5 separate regions of the Homo sapiens genome follow, and all the other regions are linked to region 2. The links are chromatin contacts, found by Hi-C or POLR2A ChIA-PET in ENCODE. All regions are on one chromosome and are shown on one strand. The core of a region is the stretch at or near the end of the contact, and the rest is flanking DNA. Distances in the headings are between cores, read along the strand shown.

Region 1 (4,233 bases), core at 1,363-3,862, 1.1 Mb after region 2:
TCCCAGCACTTTGGGAGGCTGAGGCAGGCGGATCACAAGGTCAGGAGATCAAGACCATCCTGGCTAACACGGTGAAACCCCATCTCTACTAAAAATACAAAAAAAATTAACTGGGCATGGTAGTGTGCGCTTATAGTCCCAGCTACTCGGGAGTCTGAGGCAGGAGAACCGCTTGAACCTGGGAGGCAGAGGTTGCAGTTAGCCGAGATCGCGCCACTGCACTCCAGCCTGGGCGAGACTCCATCTCAAAACAAAACAAAACAAAACAAAAAAACCCCAAAAAAACAGAACTTAGCTGAGCATGGTGGCAGGCACCTGTAATCCCTGCTACTTGGGAGGCTGAGGCAGGAGAATCAGTTGAACCCGGGAGGTGGCGATTGCAGTGAGCTGAGATCGCGGCATTGCACTCCAGTCTGGGTGACAAGAGCAAGACTCTGTCCCCTCAGAAAAAAAAAAGCTGTTTTTGATTCACGGCAGGAGAAACAAAGGCACCCCTCAGGAGCTGGCAGTCTGACTGAGAGGGGTCTGATAATACGTAGATAGAGGTAAGAGAGTATAGGGTTGGCCCAGCAGGACAGTGTTCCTTGTAGCGTGAGCCAAGGGCATAGAGCACCTTTGAGGCCCAGGCATTTTGGGGGATAGGTGAATCTGGTCTTCATTCTTTGCCTTTGCATTAATAGAGATAGGAATGATCTTTGATGATTCTTTCAAAATGTCCTTTCTTTTCTTTGATTTGTCTCTGCTGAATTCAGGAGTGTTAGGCTGAGCTTGGTAGAGATTATAGTAGAAAAATGAGGCCGGGCGCAGTGGCTCACGCCTGTAATCCCTGCACTTTGGGAGGCCAAGGAGGGCGGATCACGAGGTCAGGAGATTGAGACCATCCTGGCTAACATGGTGAAACCCCGTCTCTACTAAAAATACAAAAAAATTAGCCGGGCATGGTGGTGGGCGCCTGTAGTCCCAGCTACTCGGGAGGCTGAGGCAGGAGAATGGCGTGAACTTGGGAGGCAGAGCTTGCAGTGAGCTGAGATTGCGCCACTGGACTCCAGCCTTGGTGACAGAGCGAGACTCTGTCTCAAAAAAAAAAAAAAAGAAAGAAAAAGAAAAATGAAATGGAGCTAGTTTCAGACTGGAATCCACGTCTTCAGGTTCAGACCAGTGTCTAGGAGGTAACTTGTGGTGTTGAAGTCAGGTAATGCTTTTGGTTGAGTGGCAGCTTGTTCACGTGATTCTCTTGCCAAGCCCAGCTTGCACTGACTTTAGATTGGTAGTTGAATCGGTAGATTGGTAGGAGTCTTTCTGCTCCTGCACTTATTTAACTGCTCCTTTTTTTTTTTGAGACGGAGTCTTGCTGTGTCACCAGGCTAGGAGTGCAGTGGCACGATCTTGGCTCACTGCAACTTCCACCTCCCGGGTTCAAGTAATTCTCCTGCCTTAGCCTCTCTAGTAGCTGGGACTACATACATGCACCTGCACGCCACCACACCCAGCTAATTTTTGTATTTTTAGTAGGGATGGTGTTTCACCTTGTTGGCCAGGATGGTCTCCATCTCCTGACCTTGTGATCTGCCCGCCTGGGCCTCCCAAAGTGCTGAGATTACAGGCGTGAGCCACCGCGCCTGGCCTCACTGTTCTTAACATCTTTTTTCTTTTCTTTTTTTTTCTTCCTAACCACTAGATGACCAGGGATGCTGTTAACTTCCTTTTGCAGCTTTTTCTTTCCTTAAAAAGAGTGAAGTCTGATTTGGGAGAAATACCTCATTATTTCCATCTAGCAACTGAAGTTGCTCTTATTCAGAAAACCCCATTGAGGATCCTGTACAGGGCCCAGTACTTATCCAAGTCAGTCTGTAAAATGTTCACCTGCATTGCATCCTGGGTACATGCAAAACCTGGAGCTGTGTTCTGGAGGGTTTTGAACTATGCACTAAAAAGGAAATGGCTACTCAGAAGTCCCACAGGGGCCATTCTGGGCTATTTTAACAAAGCAGTAATAGCAAATACATTTTGTTTTTTTTTAATCCAAAGTTGATTAGAAATGAGCCAGCTTCGCCGGGTGTGGTGGCTCAAGCCTGTAATCCCAGCACTTTCAGAGGCCGAGGTGGGCGGATCACAAGGTCAGGAGTTCAAGACCATCCTGGCCAACGTGGTGAAACCCCATCTCTACTAAAATATAAAAAATTAGCTGGGCGTGGTGGCGTGCGCCTGTATCCCAGCTACTTGAGAGGCTGAAGCAATCACTTGAACCTGGGAGGCGGAGGTTGCAGTGGGCTGAGATCACGCCACTGCATGCCAGCCTGACGACAGTGAGACTCCGTCTCAAAAAAAAAAAGAAATGAACCAGCTTTGTAGTAACTCAAATTTACAAGGGGATGTGTTTAAGTATTTTTTCTTCTGGACCCAGGAAACAAAGTATTAAAGTCTGTCATGCCAGTGAAAGGAAATGAATGCTATTTATATCTCAGGGTAACATAAAGGGTAACCTAGTTTACCAGAGTAGAAGCCAGAGAGCATGTTAGCAAAATAGCCCCCGGGGTGGTTTTCTCTCTCACTCTCTCTTTCATCTTGTTTTGTCAGTACTAATAGGTAAAACTTGTGTGACCAACATATCCTTTTAGCATGGAGAAAATAAATTTGCTTTTGTTTATCTTAGAGAACAAATATTGCCCATCATTTCCACCGTTGTGGGAAGCTCTGCAGGCTCCTAAGTAACTTATTTTAAGTCACTTTGTTTCCTTAAACAAAAGAGAACTGTATTCGTTTTTCTTCTTCCTTTTGTTGTTCCCCTCTCCATTTTCCTTCTTTGGGCCATTTAATCCAGTTTTATGTTTCTAGTACAAGAGAACCCCCTAAAGATTCTTTTTTTCTTCTGAAAACAGTTTGTTTTGGAATTCTGCAGTTATTGTTGAGAGCAAGTGAGGTGACCCACAAACACTCAGTTAGAAGTGGAGCTTTGAACAGAAAAATCCTCAGGGAGGGACAGTTCAGGAAGAGGGAGGCATCAATATATTTATTAGAGGAAAGATACTGTACTGTTGGAGGATAGATGCTAGCTGACTTGCATGTTTTTCTTTGCTACTTAAAATATACTGTTAGCCCGGCACAGTGGTGCGCACCTGTAGTCCCAGCTACTCGGAGGCTGAGGCAGGAGTCTTGCTTGAGGAGTTCCAGACCAGCCTGGGCAACATAGTGATATCTCTAAATTTAAATAGATAAATATATAAAATAAATTACGCTCTAACAGTTTTGTTATTGGTGATCCATACATGAACTGAAGCTAGCAAATATGAATGAGAAGAGACTTTCTTTCTTGGAATGCCAATGATGAGAATTTAAACAAAGTGGATGTCAAGAGGCCTGGACATTTTTCTTTTTCTTTTCTTCATGGTTCCTTGGTGCACTATTACTTTCTCTTTTTGTTTTTATTTATTTTTATTTTTATTTTATTTTATTTTTTTGAGACGGAGTCTCACTCTGTCACCCAGGCTGGAGTGCAGTGGTGTGATCTCTGCTCACTGCAGCCTCCACCTCCTGGGTTTAAGCAGTTCTCCTGCCTCAGCCTCCCAAGTAGCTGAGATTACAGGCATGTGCTAACATGTCTGGCTACTCTTTGTATTTTCAGTAAAGACGGGGTTTCAACATGTTGGCCAGGCTGATCTTGAACTCCTGATTTCAGGTGATCTGCCCACCTTGGCCTCCCAAAGTGCTGGGATTATAGGCGTGAGCCATCATGCCTGGACTAATTTTTATATTTTTAGTAGAGACAGGGTTTCACCATGTTGGCCAGGCTGGTCTTGAACTCCTGACCTCAAGTGATTCAGCCTGCCTTGGCCTCCCAAAGTGCTGGCATTACAGGTGTGAGCCACCATGCGCAGCCTCTTTTTGTTTTTAGAGACGAGATCTCCCTGTGTTGCCCAGGCCGGTCTCAAACTCCTGACCTCAAGTGATCTTCCCGCCTCTGCCTCCCAAAGTGCTGGGATTACAGGCATGAGCCACCGCGCTTGACCTCTTTGTACGATATTAAACGTGTGTCTCAACTTTCCTCTTATGTCTTTAAAATGGGAGTGAATGTTTGCCTCCTGGAAAGTCACACAGGACTTAAGCAATGCTAATTATTTAGACGTGCTTTCATTTGGGAAATACAATTAGAAATGGGAAATGCTGGCCAGCAGCGGTGGCTCATGCCTGTAATCCCAGCACTTTGGGAGGCTGAGGTGGGCGGGTCACTTGAGG
Region 2 (3,769 bases), core at 805-3,304:
GCTGCAGCGCATGGTGCAATCTTGGCTCACTGCAACCTCCTCCTCCAGGGTTCAAGCGATTCTCCTGCCTCAGCCTCCCAAGTAGCTGGGACTACAGGTGCGCACCACCACGCCCAGCTAATTTTTGTATTTTTAGTAGAGATGGGGTTTCAGCATGTTGGCGAGGCTGGTCTTGAACTCCTGACCTCAGGTGATCCGCCCGCCTTGGCCTCCCAAAGTGCTGGGATTACAGGTGTGAGCCACTGCACCTGGCCTAAATTTTTTTTTTAAATCAGCCACTTGTGGGCCAGGCGCGGTGGCTCATGCCTGTAATCCCAGAACTTTGGGAGGCCAAGGCGGGTGGATTACCTGAGGTCAGGAGTTCAAGACCAGCCTGGCCAATATGGTGAAATCCCGTCTCTACTAAAAATACAAAAAAATTAGCTGGGCGTGTTGGCACATGCCTGTAATCCCAACTATTCGGGAGGCTGAGACAGGAGAACTGCTTGAACTGGGGAGACAGAGGTTGCAATAAGCCAAGATCCGCCATTGTACTCCAGCCTGGGCGACAGAGCGAGACTCTGTCTCAAAAAAAAAAAAAAAAAAAAAAGAAGAAGAAGAAAAAAAGAATTTGGATCCTTTGGTCAGGTTCTCTGTCTCAAAAAAAAAAAAAAAAAAAAAAAAAGGCACTTGTGGTGGTATGTGCGCCTGTAGTCCCAGCTACTCCTAAGGCTGAGGCAGGAGACTGAGGCCAGGAGTTCAAGGCTTCAGTGAGCTATGACCTGGCCACTGCACTCCATCCTGGGCAACAAAGCGAGATCCTGTCTCAAAAAAAAAAAAAAACCAGAGCGAAAGAAATGGGTTAAGACTTACTTTGTAGACTATTACAGACAGTAGGGAAAAAAATTTACATGCAAATACATAATAATGTTAAATGTAAAAACACACACACAAAAACAAACCCTGACTGCCTAAAATGACTGAAAGGAAGCGCGCGCACACCCACAAATATCAATATAAATGTGTACTCATGGTAGATTTAAAGGTGAATTTAGTTGGGCGCAGTGGCTCACGCCTGTAATTCCAGCACCTTGGGAGGCCGAGGCGGGCGGATCACCTGAGGCCGCGAGTTCAAGACCAGCCTGACCAACATGGCGAAACCCTCTCTCTACTAAAAAAATACAAAATTAGCCGGGCGTGGGGGCGCATGCCTGTAATCCCAGCTACTCGGGAGTCTCAGGGAGGAGAATCGCTTGAATCCGGGAGGCAGAGGCTGCAGTGAGCCGAGATCGCGCCACTCTGCACTCCAGCCTGGGCAACAAGAGCGAAACTCCATCTCAACAAAAAGGTGAATTTAACTTCTTAAGTTCCTTCCCATCCCTCAGTCATCATTTACTGAGTAGTTACGTTCCAGGCACTCAGATGCGGGGGAAAGCAGCTCCAACGTAAGCACCAGAGACACACACTCGGAATTGCGAATACACTGCAAGGAACACGAGTGGGTAAGAGCTCGAAGGAGGAAGCACGAACTCTGCCCGGAGACTTGAAAATGCCTTTAACATGGCTTGCGAGTTCGCCAAGTGAAGATCAGTGGGCAGAGTGTTCCAGTTGGGCAACAGCCCGGAGTTACAGCCGGAAGTGCTGGCTATGTTTGGGGGACAATGGAGCGCAGCGTGCATGACGGTGAAAAGAATGAAATGAGCTCAGGAGGCCGGCGGGGCCGAAATCACGCAGAGCCTGGAAAGCTGGGATAAGGATCGTAGACTTTAGGTTAAGAAACAGAAAGCCAAAACATTAGTCCGGCAAAAACCTAAACAAATGTGGAAAGTGGAGAGAGCGGCAATCTCCAGGCTTCGGTGCCATTAGCTGTGGAGGTGAAGCGGCCTGGGAGGGCAGGGAACACGCCCTGAGTTCAGGTCTGGGAGAAGGGGACACACAGCAAGCCAAGAGGAAATCTGTTAAAGAGACCTCGGAAGGAAGGTCCTTAAGCTAAGCTGCCGCGCGGACATAAGCAGCCCCTACCTACCCGATGCTCGTGCCCTTGACTCTTCTCTGGCCGCCGCTTCAGAACGACTAGCTAGCGACGCGGACGCCTGCCGTAAAGGATGACCTCAGCGAGACGTTTGCAGCGCGACGCCGGAAGCCGACCTTCCCTCAGCCGTCTCCCCACAAAACCATAGAAACCGAGCCCGTTGGCCTGGTACGGTGGCTGACGTCTGCAATCCCAGCACCTTGGAAGGCTGAGGGAGGAAGATCACTTCAGCCCAGGAGTTCGAAAACAGCCTGGGCAACATGGCGAAACTCCCCTCTCTACAAAAAATAAAAAATTAGCCGGGCGAGGTGGTGCATGCCTGTGGTTCCAGCTACTCAGGAGGTTGAGGTGGGAGGATCCCTTGAGCCCAGGAGATTGAGGCTGTAGTGAGCCATGATCACACCATTCCATTGCATTCCAGCCCTGGCAACAGAGCAAGACCTTATCTCAGGGGGAGAGTGAGAGAGAGAGGATGAAGAAGAGAGAGAGGAGGTAGAGAGAGAGAAAGGAAAAAAAACCCAAACCCATCAATTACAGAGACACAGGGAAGGCCTAGCCATTAGTGAGTTCTTGCTCCTTTCTTGCACTCTGCCTAGCATGCTCACGACAACACTGAGTGGTGAGAGACTTCACCAAAGTCACAGGAGAGAAAGAACACTGGCTCCCTGCCTACCCACTAGTGGTTAAGCACATGGACTATGAGCCCAAACCACCACGTGGGGTCAAATGTAGGCCCCCAGCCGGGCGCAGTGGCTCAGGCCTGTAATCCCAGCACTATGGGAGGCCGAGGTGGGCGGATCACAAGCTCAGGAGATCGAGACCATCCTGGCCAATATGGTGAAACCCTGTCTCTACTAAAAATACAAAAATTAGCTGGGTGTGGCAGCGAGTGCCTGTAATCCCAGCTAGTGGGGGGAGGCCGAGGCAGGAGAATCGCTTGAATCCGGGAGGCGGAGGTTGCAGTGAGGTGAGATCGCGCCACTGGACTCCAGCCTGGCGACAGAGCTAGATTCAGTCTCAAAAAAAAAAAAAAAAAAAAAAAAAAAAAAAAAAAAAAGTAGGCCCCCACCAATTTCGTGTGACTCTAGGAAAGTTTCTTAACTTCATTGTGCCTCAGTCTCCTCGTCTGTTAAGATAATTATGGTATTCACAATGGAGGCTTGCTATAGGGATTAACTGATTTATGTATAAAGCACTGAGGCGGTGGCTAGCACATGGGAAACATTCCAAGGCAGTCGCAGTTCTTTGATGTCTCAGCTTTCAGTTTGTGAATCAACTGCTACCATGCCTGTCATCTGTTCCAGAACCTCCAATGACTCCCTTTGACTACATCAGAGACTCTAAAGTGTTGTGTGTATGTCTTTGGGGGGTGGACCACAGGGTGCATGAGATATTATACATTGGAGGTATGGGAGGAAAATACTAGAACATATATATATATATATATATATATATATATATATATATATATATAAATATATATATATATAATTATTACTTTTGAGACAGATTCTCACTCCCATTGCCCCGCTGGAGTGCAGTGGTGCAATCACAGTTCACTGCAGCCTCAACCTCCCTGGGCTCTGGTGATCCTCCCACCTCAGCCTCCCAAATAGCTGGGACCACATGTGCATGCCACCATGTGCCTGGCAGTCTTTATTATAATTATTATTTTATTTGAGATAGGGTCTCACTCCATCACCCAGGCTGGAGTGCAGTAGTGCTATCATAGATCACTGCAGCCTCAAACTCCAGGGC
Region 3 (3,791 bases), core at 784-3,283, 1.1 Mb after region 2:
GCTGCCTTCAGCTGGATGGGAAACTTCACTTCAACCAGGCAGCTCCTGGGGCCACCAGAAACCCCCTGCACTGGGCCCTGGCTGTGGCTATGCTACTTCTCCTCCACTCTGCTCTGCTCCTATTCCTGCTCCCCTAGCTGGGCCCAGCAGAATCTGGGAGCAGCAGTCAAGAAGACCCTGTAGGATCTACAAGCCTTCAGGTCCCCCTCCAGCTCTGATTCCTGTAGTTGCATCTTTAGTAAAAGGCCTTTATCAAGCCCACAGCTCTGGGCTTAAGGCTCCTCACTTCTCCCCTTCTAGGGCCTAGGCCTGACCATGGAACCCCCCAAGGGGGCAGGCCCTCAGCCCTAATCTCAGGGAGAGGATAGGGTTTGTCTGGAAAAACAGAAAACCTCCTGCCTGACCCCCACCCAGTGGGAGGACCCCCAAATCCTGCAGGGACAGTTTCTTCATCATAAAAAGCACACAGCCCCATCTACTTTGCCCAGACCCTCCTCGCCAGGCTTTGACACTAGAGCAGGGCTGGAATTGGGGTTCCTCTGCTTCCCTGCAGTGACCCCACCCCTTGATCCTAAGGGTCTGAGTCAATCCCCTTTCCCCTCATCGTCCACATGACTTAGACACTGAATTCAAATAAACTTGAGCTCCATTTGTGCTGTGGATGTTTCCAGGAAAAGAAATGGATTGAGAAGAAGGCAACGACTGTTTCTGGAAGGGGTTTACATATGCAAAGTTGAACTGGTCATTAGGATGGCCACTTCACTTGGGGAAAGAGGAAGGGAAACTGTTCACAAGTCACAACAGTCACCCCCTCCCCAGCACTGAAGGCCCATTCCTTCAGTTTGGGCCAAAGCTTGAGAGAAGGTGTATTTATTAAAATAGTTCAGAAAGTAATTCACTAACTCCATAGATAACTGTGTGCCAGAAACTGCTGGTATGTTGATGAAAAGGCATAGTCCTGTCCAACGGGAGCTTACAGCTTAATTAAACAGCCAATAGGCCAAGTGAGAATGATCCTAGCATTCCTTATCTGAGCTGGGTGAGCAATCACAGCTCACTGCAGCCTTGAACTCCTGGGCTCAAGCAATCCTCCCACCTCAGCCTCCCAAGTAGCTGGGACTACAGGCATGCACCACCATACCCGGCTAAATTTAAAAAAATTTTTTTTTAGAGATGGGGTCTCAAACTCCTGGCCTCAAGCGATCCTCCCTCCTTGGCCTTCCAAAGTGCCGGGATTACAGACATGAGCCACTGTGCCCAGTCCCTGTGCTGGCTCTTTTTGTCCATCTTGGGTAACCTCCTTATCTTAGATGGGGAAATTGAGTCCCAAGGGAAGAAAGGTCTTGGCCAAGGTCACAAAGCCAGGCGGATCAGGGGAAGGACGTTGCCGGACAGGAACAGTGTCATACCCTTTATAAAGTGCGTTCACACCCAGTAGCCTCAAACAGCCCTGTGTGGCAGGAGGGCTGGGTGGGGCTAAGGGAGGAAATAGGGCAGTGTGTAGCGGTATAAATGGCCCAGGAGTTGCAGTCAGACTTTCAGTGGAGTCCCAGTGTTGCCACCTGCTAGCTGCAGGACTTAATGTCAAACTGCTTAACCTATCCAAGGCTCAGTTTCTCCACCTGGAAAATGGACATAATGGTTCTTCATAGTCTGGTTCTCCCTCCATTAAACCAGGAGAAGGTAGTTATTTTAGGGGAAGAGTTTCAGTAGAGGTCCGGGTTGTCTACCCTGGAGTGAGAAGAGCTGAGGATGGAACTAAGGAGAAAATAAAAATGCATTATATTCTTCCCCTAAGATAAAATGTGACCATCTTCCTTCTGGGTGGGAAGCTCTGGCCCCATGACCTAGAGGGCTGGGGATGGGAGTGAGGGCAATCATTAGAAAACCTTTCTGGTATAGGAAGCCCAGTGTACCCCAGGGCCTAAGGGGTTAACACGGATGGAGAGACTCCCCACCCCACGATTGACTCGGGCATGCTGGGACTTGCAGGCTGACTGACCACCATGTGGCGCAGGGGCTGTTGGGAAATGTAGTCACTGTCCCGGAACCTGGGGCAGCGGAGTCCCGTGCGCCCTGTGGTGACAGCTCAGGAGGTAGGTGACAATGTCAGGGAGCTGTGGGTGGGAGCAGAGCAGGAAAGCCAGGGCAGGGCTGGGCAGGAGGGAGTGGGCAAGCTGAGGGCTGGGACACCCCCCAACCCCCGGCCTGCAGCTGATGCAATGGGCCTGCTGGGGCGGGGGTGAAGGGCAAGCAGCAATGGGACACTTCCTGTCTCCAAGGAAAGAGGAATGGGACCCTCCTGAATGACAGTAAGGGGATGTTCCCTGAACCCCACATGGACACACCACTGACACCTCCCAGAGAGGCGCTAGCAGAACAAAAACTGTCCCCAAAAGAGAGGAAGAGCCATGTCCTAGGAGCAAAGGGACTAGGTCCCCTTCTCCAATCCACGTACCCCACTTCCAACAAGGATAGACCACACTCAAGAGCAACTGGATGCCCTCCCAGACAAAGGCAGTATAGCAAACTGTAGATCCCAGCGGGGCAAAGGGACTGGACCCCTATCCCTAAAAACTGAAAGGCCTATTCTAGGGAGGACAAAGAGGAGGAGGAGGAGGATCAGGCCTCCCCGGTACCATCTCCCTCTGCAAAGGCCCCTCCCTCCTGCCCCCAACCCCTCTGAGGCAGCTCCACCACCCCATGCGTAACTTGTTGACCAAAGCGGGGCTCCTATCTCCCCTCCCACAGGGTGTGTGCGCTCAGCAGGGGCCAGCATGGACCAGTCTGTGGCAATCCAGGAGACGCTGGCTGAGGGGGAATACTGCGTCATCATATCCTTCCTGTGCTAACTGCGGCCCTGAGCCTGCCCTGGCCTTGGGAAGAGGAATGGAAGGTGTCGAGGTGTCTATCCCCTCTCCTGCCCCTCTGAACCATCAGGGGAGAAGGAAATCAGTATTTACTAAGTACTTACTGAGTCCTGGACTCTCAGCCAAATGCTTTAAATACGCAGTTATCCTCCTAACTCCCTATGAAGTTGGGGATTATTATCCTCATTTCATAGATAAGGAAGGCTTAGAGAGCCTGTTTGTCTGTTAGTTCAGCACATGGTTTGAGTGCTCACCCAAGGCCACACAGTGAATCTGGGGGGGCAGGGGAACAGAGGGAAGGTGGGACAGCCTGGGTGGGGAGAGGCCTCGCCTCTGGGTTGTCTTCCCTTGACTCTGAGCCGCAGGCGGTGCAAGGTGTGCTGTGTGAGGGGGACAGCCGGCAGAGCCGCCTCCTGGGACTCGTGCGCTACCGCCTGGAGCACGGCGGCCAGGAACACGCGTGAGTGAGGGGCTTGGTCCCCACCTGTCTGGGCCATGGGGTTGTTCATCACTGCACCCTCCAGCTGAACTTCAACTGTCCCTCCAGGGCAGGGTCTGAGTCTCCTAGAATAATTATCACAATGATAGTTAATATTTTTTGAACACTATATTTTAAACCCTGCACACGTACTAACTCATAATCCTCAAGATCTAAGGAGGAAGTTTCTTGAGAAGAGACAGTTTAACATACTAGTCCAGATCTTGAGCCTCGTGGTCCAAATGCCTGGGTTCAAACCCAGGCTTTGTTACTAACAAGCCACATGATCTATTGTTTGTTTGTTTTGAGAAGGAGTCTTGGTCTTTGCCCAGGCTGGAGTGCAGTGGGGTGATCTTGGCTCACTGCAACCTCTGCGTCCCAGGTCCAAGCAATTCTCGTGCTTCAGCCTCTTGAGGAGCTGGTATTACAGAGGTGCCCGCCAC
Region 4 (3,693 bases), core at 21-2,520, 1.2 Mb after region 2:
GAGAGGGAGACCCCGTCTCTAAAAATAAAATGTAAAATCACTGAAAAAATGAGTGTTCGGTGAAACAAGTGGGATTTTCTGGGCCAGCAAGTCTTCCAAACTGTATATGATGCATCCTGTCTCCATGTGTAATATATTTTAATGATAAATGTATTTTTAACAGTGGCGGTTGTGTATGTTTTTATGTCTTAAGAGATGGCAGTTCGCTGCAGCTGGATTTTGTGGCTCAAGCCTTGGGGCCAAAGAGACATATTCCTGGCAGTCTGGTGGGTACCAGTCACTATTCACATACTTCCAGCAAGAAATGGTTATGGCACTGACCTGAACCCCTTGACCCCTGGTCTGGTCTTTGGAGTTGTCCCACTCTGAATATTCGAGAGAAGCAGCTTATGGTTAAAACAGGCAGTGGCAGCTGGGAGGATCTAACAGCTAGATCCTCCAGGCATTTGGAAAGGACAGGGGCATAACGAAGGCAGAATCGCTTCCTGGGTACGAATGCCCACTACTTCTGGGCACTGTGAAATGGGTTTAAGACGCGGGCCAGCAGGACAATGTGAACGGTGAAAGGAAGGGAGTGGCCGGTAGGTGGCGCTAACTGGCCCGGGCATGAGTCCCGCCGTAGCCGCGTCCTCTTGCAGGGGAAGAAAGTTGGGACCGCCAGCCTGGGCAAGCGCGTGAGAAGGGAGCTGGGGGTCCTAGGCAAGCGCGTGAGAAGGGGAAGAGGCGGCGGCGTCCTCTCCAGCTGGGCTTAGAATACTCTTAGTTCTGCCTTTGGGGTCTTGTCTTCCTTTCTGGGCCTCCTGCCTGTGTTAACTTTGATGGGTGCTGAAGGGAAGGCCGGGGTCCCGGCAGGAGAAACCCGGGAACGTCGCGGCCGTCCAGGCTCCCCTGGCGGGTTGGAGCCAGGGTTCTGACTGCCAACTGTGGTCCTTCCCGCTGCGGCTGTGGCTGCCAGGGCGAGGGCGGTCAGCGCAAACCTGGCTGAGGACATTTCGGATTCTTCCTTGGGGATTCGTTCCCTTCTCCTTGACTCCGGTGCCGCGAGGGCGACACCCTCCGGGCCCCGCGTGGCCACCCCGGGCGCTTCCCCACGCGGATGAACCCACCTCCTGGGCGCCTTCCCCTCGGTGCCCCGCTCGCCAATTGGAGGCTGCAGCTCAGCCCCCTGACAACCTGAGCCAACCAGAGGCGCCAGGGAGGGGCGGATCCTCTGTCCCCACCTTCCTCCGGAAAGAGGAAGCGGAAGTGACGTTAGGGGAAGGTGGGGGCAATCATGGTGCCGCTGGGGAGGGGAGAAGCTGCTGCTGCCGCCGTTGCCGGGAGCCGCGGAGGTAAAAGGCGAAACTAGACTCGGCCTGGGCTTGGGACTTACCGGGAGGCGCGGGACTTAGGCTCCCTCCTGAAGCATTTCCCAATAGAGACCTCAGTTTGGTCACCATAGGGACCCCACCCCTTCTCCGTTTCCATGGGGATGGGTATCCAGCCCCCCTTCCCTGTTTCCATGGAGACCCGGACCCTGCCCCTCTCCTCCTTGCTTGGAGACCCCCAGCTTGTCTTCGGATTTTTCTGTGTAGCCCTGTGCTGGGGGCTATCCCAGACAGGTTCCTTTTCCCAGCCTCCTCTCAAGGGGGCTCTGTTCGCACTCCTCGTTGGCTACCCTCAAACCTCCTGGTCTTGTTTGTTTCGGACAGTTGGTCTCCGCGTTGCCGCCGAGGGTGCCGGGGCAGCCCACTGGGGCCCTCGGTGCTCTTCTCTCTCTGCTCAGATGCAGCGAAATGTACATCTGTGGGGTTGCGTAAGCCAGAGCTAGGGGTCGGGCCGGTACCTCCCGGATCCAATCCTTTGGCCTGTCTCTGGTAACTGTCTAGCCATCCCACTAAGTAAAGGCTCACTTTCTAACCCAGAGCAGAAGAGAAAGATAAAGCGCAAAGCCAGACTGAAAACTAAAAGGGATGTGCTGATTATTTTAAAATTCTCTATTCTGCCTGCCAAACCCACATTTGTAGAGCCTGTGTTTGCAGATGAAGGAAGAATCACTATTCCAGAACATGAAAGCTTCAAATGTGGTATTTTTCTCAAGAGAATGTATCTTCCCAAGATAGTATATCTTCACGAGAGAGTAGGTAGCCATGTCTTTCAGTCATTTAGCTGACATTTCCTGAACTCTTATCATAGTATCAGTGTACTATGCTAGGAGCTGTAGAAACAAAAATAATAAGACTCAATTGATTCAGGGACGAGAGCCCACCACAGAACCATAACTTCTTGTTGACACCATATTGTTTTAGGACATAAATAGATACAGTGATCTTCGTTGTTTGTGCCTGATTGAGGAATAGCCCTTCCACCCAGAAGGTTGAAACATCTGTTCTAGGTAGGGGGGAAGGAATTCATACTTGTTCCTCTACTATTTACCAAACATTGTGCTTTACATATGTTGCCTCTTTTATTTCTTATAAAAACTTTGAGAGAACAGGAATTACTGGTCCCACCTTGCACGTAAGAAAAATGAGGCACAGAAAAGTTACCCATGTAGTAAAAGGCAAAGACAGGATTTGTAGGTAGATGACTCTGCCTCCAAAGCCTTGCTCCTTCTACCATAAACTGCATGAAACCATTTACTGCCTCGTGGTCTGATTTGGAGGATATTTGAATGGATGGAGTTTCCCTTAAGATTTGTAGCAACTCAGCCTTTCAGCAGCTGCTGTTCTGTTTGCTCTTTTGTCCCCTTTAAATATTTTGACCAAGTTTCAAATTGTTTGACAGGCGTATTCAGAAGGTCTTATGAACTTATTCAGTTTTTGAAAAGCATTGCTTTTCTTTCTTTTTCTTTTTTTTTTTTTTTTATTAGAGATGGGGGTCTCACTATGTTGACCAGGCTGATCTCAAACTCCTGGCCTCAAGCGATCCTCCCATCTTAGCCTCCCAAAGTGTTGGGATTACAGGTGTGAGCCACCACGCCCAGTCGGCATTGCTTTTCTTTAAAAATGACTTGATGGTTTTAAAGTTAAAATAAAAAAATTATTCCCAAGGATGGTTTTTCATTTGCTTTGGCTTGCTCTTTAAGTGAGAGGGAAAATGAGCCTTGTGGTTGCTGAGGAGGTCCGTCGGTCTTGTGGTATGACTCTAACTCTGGCTTTGTTCTGTTGCAGACAAGTCATTACGTTTTCATTTCTCACAACTGGGCTGAGCACAACTGAACCATGGGGGAACACAGTCCAGACAACAACATCATCTACTTTGAGGCAGAGGAAGATGAGCTGACCCCCGATGATAAAATGCTCAGGTTTGTGGATAAAAACGGACTGGTGCCTTCCTCATCTGGAACTGTTTATGATAGGACCACTGTTCTTATTGAGCAGGACCCTGGCACTTTGGAGGATGAAGATGACGACGGACAGTGCGGAGAACACTTGCCTTTTCTAGTAGGGGGTGAAGAGGGCTTTCACCTGATAGATCATGAAGCAATGTCCCAGGGTTATGTGCAGCACATTATCTCACCAGATCAGATTCATTTGACAATAAACCCTGGTTCCACACCCATGCCAAGAAATATTGAAGGTGCAACCCTCACTCTGCAGTCGGAATGTCCGGAAACAAAACGTAAAGAAGTAAGTAAAGCAGTCAGTGAGGGCCTAGTTTGGTTTTGGGGCAAGTCCTTACAAAATTCTTGGTGCAAATTTTAGCTGGGGA
Region 5 (4,085 bases), core at 1-2,500, 1.3 Mb before region 2:
ATTCATCTTTCTCTCTCCACTGATTAAACGGATCCTGCACTACAGGCATAATCGGCTAGTTTCTGCCACCACTCATACATAGGCCTCCAACGCACTCTACAAGCCAGGGCTACACTGCCTAGAAATCCGCACTGTGTCACTGCATAAGGCAGTTTCCCACTGCACACATCCAGAAGAATAAAGTCACCTAAGCACTCTTGTCAGATCTTAGCAAGGCTGCAAAATGACAGGAGTTGCTAACCAAATAGCAGGAAGCAAAAATCACCACCTTTAAAAATCATTTAAGCAGTTTTCCTTTCCGCCATCTCACTTCCCTCCTCCTCCTCCTCGTCATTCTCTCTCTCTCTCTCTCACACACACACACACACACACACACACACGCACGCACGCACGCACGCAATGCAGTTCATCCCCAGCTTTGCAAGTGACATGCTGGGAGCTCTCTCTGGACAGCCGGCCCAGAACTCATTCAGAGCCCTCAAATACAGACATTCTCACCTGAACACGCCAGGCAACTTCCACCCGCACCATCACCTCCACCCTCCCCGACACACACAGACTCGCCCTCGCAAGCTCTACCCATACCAATCCCCCAGCTGCAGAAAGCCCAGTAGGCTCACTGCAAGCGCAGCACGCGTTACCACTTATAAGCCGAGTTGGGCGGCCTAAGCTTCAGAAACCGCCTCTTCACGCAGCCCACCCCCACCACCCCGGCGCGGCTGGACCCCTGGCCCGCCAGGTGGGATGCGCTACCTTTAGACTGGCAATCTGCACAAAACTTGTTATCCTCCTCCAGCAGCAGGTTGGCCAGGACAGCCTGGTACCGATCCACGTCCTTCACCGACTTGCCTGTCATGGCCAGGGTGCCGGCGGGGGCAGAGGGCGACGCGCCCTCCTCGCCCCCAGAGACCCCTGCCTCAGTCCGGGGTTGAGGACTCCCGGTCCCCCGCCCAGGGGCACCTCCTGAGCGGGGAGAGCCCTCTCCTCCGGCCCCGCCGGACGCCCCTTCCCGGGTCGGGGGCGTCCGTCCCCCACTCCGCAGCCCCTCGGCGCGGCGCCCCTTGGCGGGCTTAGGGACAGGCCCGCCTCCAAGAGAGGCTGCGGGGCCAGAGACCCTCAGCCCAGGCAAAGGCGGACCACGAGCCTCCTGGGTGCCGGACGCAGATGACCCTCTGGCCGGCCTGTCTGCTGGCCTTGCGTCCCGCGCCTCGGTTTCCCTGGCAGCTGCCGTCAGCTCCGCTACCACCTCCACCGCCTACTTCCGGCAGCTCTTCCTCCCCACCTCCACCCTGCCCAGCTCGCGCATGCGCCCCGCCCCCACCGCGCCGCACTGGGCTCTTCCTTCAGCTCCGCCTCTCGGGAACCAATCCGTGGAGAAGCGGGGGGCGGGCCTTGGGTGGGGGCGGAGGGAAGGGGTGGGCACGCCCCCTGCGTGTCCTTGGAAGAGAATGAATGGAGCCTGGTAGAAAGGGAGTGGAGGGAATGGAAGAAAGTGAAGGAAGACAACAACTAACATTTACTGAGCTCTTACTATGCGCTAGGCACTGTGTTAAGCGCTTTGCATGAACTATCCCAACATAATCCTCACAACGACCCTATGATCATCCTTATGTAACCTGAGGGTTGTTGATACCCCAAAGTCCTCCAGCTTGTTTTTTCCAACAGCCAAATATAAGAGTCCAAGCCCCTAACCCAGGATATAGGAACGTCACCCCCTCCCCACATTTTCAGAGGACTCTGGTCACCTCTCACTTGGAATACCTGCTCCCACTAATACTCATTAGCTCTCCTCTGTGACTCCTGCCTTTTTGGATATTGTTTGGCCTGGTGCCCAGACAGTTTGTTTCTTCTTCCATTTCTTAAATTCTCACAAAACAGCGAGTTTTTTGTGGCAGACTTTTACTGAACGTTATTTGGGAAGGGTGGGGGACAGTGATTAAAGCATAGCACACAACAGGCAACTCCTTAAAAATGATTATTAAACATCATCATCCAAAGCCACCGTTGCTACAGATAATTTCTCATTGGCTGTCCTTTTCCTTAGGGATCCACCTGCCATCTGGCTTGTGTTTTCATTCACTCATTCATTCATTCATTCACTGAGCACGATGTTACTGAGAAATTTCTAAGTATCAGGCACTGTACTAGGGGAGAGGGAAACAGCATGATCCGATTTGTGGTTTTAAAAGGTCACTCTGGCTGCCATGGAAATAATTAATCAGGGAAGATAGTAAGCAGATGCTAAGAGTTATCTAAACTCTGGTGAAACCCTCTCCTCCATTTCTTTACTTTCTCCCAAGACCAGGATCCCCTCAAAGCTTTCATCTCATCAGAGGAAAACTAAACATTTCTATTACTTTATTAATCACAACAATTAAATTTTCTGGCTAAGCCTCTTCCCTTCTAGCCATGCCTAGGGGACTTGACTTTTAAAAACACACAAGTTCATTGGGGTGTTTTTCCTCAGAAAACCCATCCAAGTAGGTATTACCATAACCATTTTTCAGTTGAAATAGACAGTCAAGATTAACTAGTTACTGGGTGTGGTGGCACATACCTGTAGTCCTAGCTACTCAGGATGCCAGAGCCAGAGCATCACTTGAGCCCAGGAGTTGGAATCCAGCCTGGGCAACACAGTAAGAACCACCCCTCCAACCCCCAATGTACCCCGTTACCCTGTCTCAAACAACAACAACAACAACAAAACCCAGTTAATTGCGGTGAGTGGTGATTGTACCTTAGTTCAAGCCCTCCCCATCTTCATCTCCTCACTCTGCAAATAGCCTTCCTGCCTTAGTCTAAATCTGGTTAAATTAATCCTTCACCGTGCTCTCTAGAGGGAGCTTTTAAATGCCAATTCTGATGGACTCACACTTCCTGCTTAAAAAATCCTTTAGTGGCTCTCCATTGCCTATGGCAGTGTTTCTCAAATTGTTCCCACCTAGTGAGAGATCTCATGGCTTTGTGGTTAAGCACACAGACTCTGGGGCAAGAATGCTTAAGTTTAAATCTTCAGCTTTTACCACCTATTATCTGTGTGACTTTGAGCAGGTTACTTAGCCTCTTGGTGCCTCAGTTATTTCATCTATAGAATGGGAATGATGATAACATTAATAGTACCTATTTCACAAGATTATTATGAGGCTTAGCTGAGATAATGCCTGTAATATAATTAGAACAGCCCTTGGTAGATAGTGAATGATAGACAATTAGCGCTCTTCACTAAATATTTCTGGCGTTTTGCCTTCTGAGCACATGGTAGGATTTTATTTCCTGGCCTTCAAGTGATTGGGAAAGACCAATGAGTTTGAGCAGAAAGGATGGATTACTTTGTCTCTGAAGCATTTATTTGTTGCTTTGAGCCTCTTGTGCTTCTCTTTCCCTCTGGCATGGCAACTATTGATGCTGAAGATGTTGGTTGCTCTATTAGCCTGGATTTCTGTGTAGCTGATAAACAAGAGCTCTCTGCCAGCCCATAGAGGATAACTTAGCATAAGCAAGAAATAAGCATTGTGTTGCCATTGAGTTTTGTTTGTTTACCACTGTATAAGCTAGCCTATCCTAGCAGATACATCAAGTATTAGCTCTTTTTATTATCATTACTAATAGCAGAGTAAAGTGAGTGCATAGCCCAGGGTCTGAGGATATAAACAAAGCAAACTGCTCCTCCCAAGTACACATTTTTTTTTTTGAAGTCTTGAATTTTGCTTTGACTAGTCTTGCAAAAATGTTCACTCTGTTCCATCATGCACATGTTATCTTATCATAAAACTGTTTCCACATTAGTTATAAAATTTTTTTTTTTGAGACCGAGTCTCGCTCTGTCGCCAGGCTGGAGTGCAGTGGTGCGATCTCGGCTCACTGCAACCTCCGCCTCCCAGGTTCAAGCAATTCTCCTGCCTCAGCCTCCCAAGTAGCTAGGACTACAGGCACGTGCCACCACTCCTGGCTAATTTTTTGTATTTTAATAGAGGCAGGGTTTCACCCTGTTAGCCAGGATGGTCTCAATCTCCTGACCTCGTGACCCGCCCACCTCAGCCTCCCAAAGTACTAGGATTACTGGCATGAGCCACCGCGCCTGGCCA

What was found. A loop is a pair of places that touch in the nucleus more often than their neighbours do. ChIA-PET counts read pairs that join two places held with the same protein, here RNA polymerase II (POLR2A). Pooled maps may share reads with other maps.
Region 1: a pooled map shows a loop between it and region 2 (3-fold over the local background). The contact joins the enhancer-like site here to the promoter of NDUFS5 in region 2. A Hi-C loop is called at or near these places in 2 of 50 pooled maps. POLR2A ChIA-PET finds 5 or more read pairs at or near these places in 2 of 52 experiments (PC-3 and Panc1).
Region 3: a loop to region 2 is called in a pooled map, with 4 times the contacts of the local background. The contact joins the promoter of INPP5B here to the promoter of NDUFS5 in region 2. A Hi-C loop is called at or near these places in 4 of 50 pooled maps. POLR2A ChIA-PET finds 5 or more read pairs at or near these places in 2 of 52 experiments (PC-3 and Panc1).
Region 4: a pooled map shows a loop between it and region 2 (8-fold over the local background). The contact joins the promoter of MTF1 here to the promoter of NDUFS5 in region 2. A Hi-C loop is called at or near these places in 7 of 50 pooled maps. POLR2A ChIA-PET finds 5 or more read pairs at or near these places in 2 of 52 experiments (activated CD4-positive, alpha-beta T cell and activated T-cell).
Region 5: a pooled map shows a loop between it and region 2 (2.6-fold over the local background). The contact joins the promoter of SMAP2 here to the promoter of NDUFS5 in region 2. A Hi-C loop is called at or near these places in 6 of 50 pooled maps. POLR2A ChIA-PET finds 5 or more read pairs at or near these places in 2 of 52 experiments (Caco-2 and T-cell).

The regions. Positions count from the first base shown.
Region 1 is chr1:37,924,399-37,928,631 of GRCh38, reverse strand. All of the region lies in intron 7 of INPP5B (inositol polyphosphate-5-phosphatase B), which reads left to right. Among named protein-coding and RNA genes, the nearest start is that of INPP5B, 21 kb to the left of the region's middle. RefSeq lists an enhancer at 2,230-2,469. Within about 2 kb of position 2,612, at least 5 of the 41 ENCODE cell types and tissues checked have a DNase peak (open chromatin) inside an H3K27ac peak, as active enhancers do.
Region 2 is chr1:39,024,635-39,028,403 of GRCh38, reverse strand. NDUFS5 (NADH:ubiquinone oxidoreductase subunit S5) reads right to left here and starts at 2,054. Exons shown (of 3, transcript NM_004552.3): 1 at 2,002-2,054. RefSeq lists a silencer at 5-170 and enhancers at 941-1,526, 1,527-2,113, 1,973-2,222.
Region 3 is chr1:37,945,295-37,949,085 of GRCh38, reverse strand. It overlaps INPP5B (inositol polyphosphate-5-phosphatase B), which reads left to right and starts at 2,033. Exons shown (of 24, transcript NM_005540.3): 1 at 2,033-2,096; 2 at 2,752-2,834; 3 at 3,236-3,330. The coding sequence starts at 2,778. LOC105378651 (a long non-coding RNA gene) reads right to left here. Exons shown (of 5, transcript XR_001737983.3): 5 at 3,459-3,791. RefSeq lists enhancers at 1-475, 1,865-2,104, 1,682-2,211.
Region 4 is chr1:37,857,169-37,860,861 of GRCh38, reverse strand. MTF1 (metal regulatory transcription factor 1) reads left to right here and starts at 1,270. Exons shown (of 11, transcript NM_005955.3): 1 at 1,270-1,331; 2 at 3,153-3,611. The coding sequence starts at 3,204. INPP5B (inositol polyphosphate-5-phosphatase B) reads left to right here. Exons shown (of 24, transcript NM_005540.3): 24 at 1-165. RefSeq lists a silencer at 1,004-1,333.
Region 5 is chr1:40,370,892-40,374,976 of GRCh38, reverse strand. It overlaps SMAP2 (small ArfGAP2), which reads right to left and starts at 1,250. Exons shown (of 10, transcript NM_022733.3): 1 at 754-1,250. The coding sequence starts at 856. RefSeq lists an enhancer at 493-992 and silencers at 978-1,117, 1,188-1,507.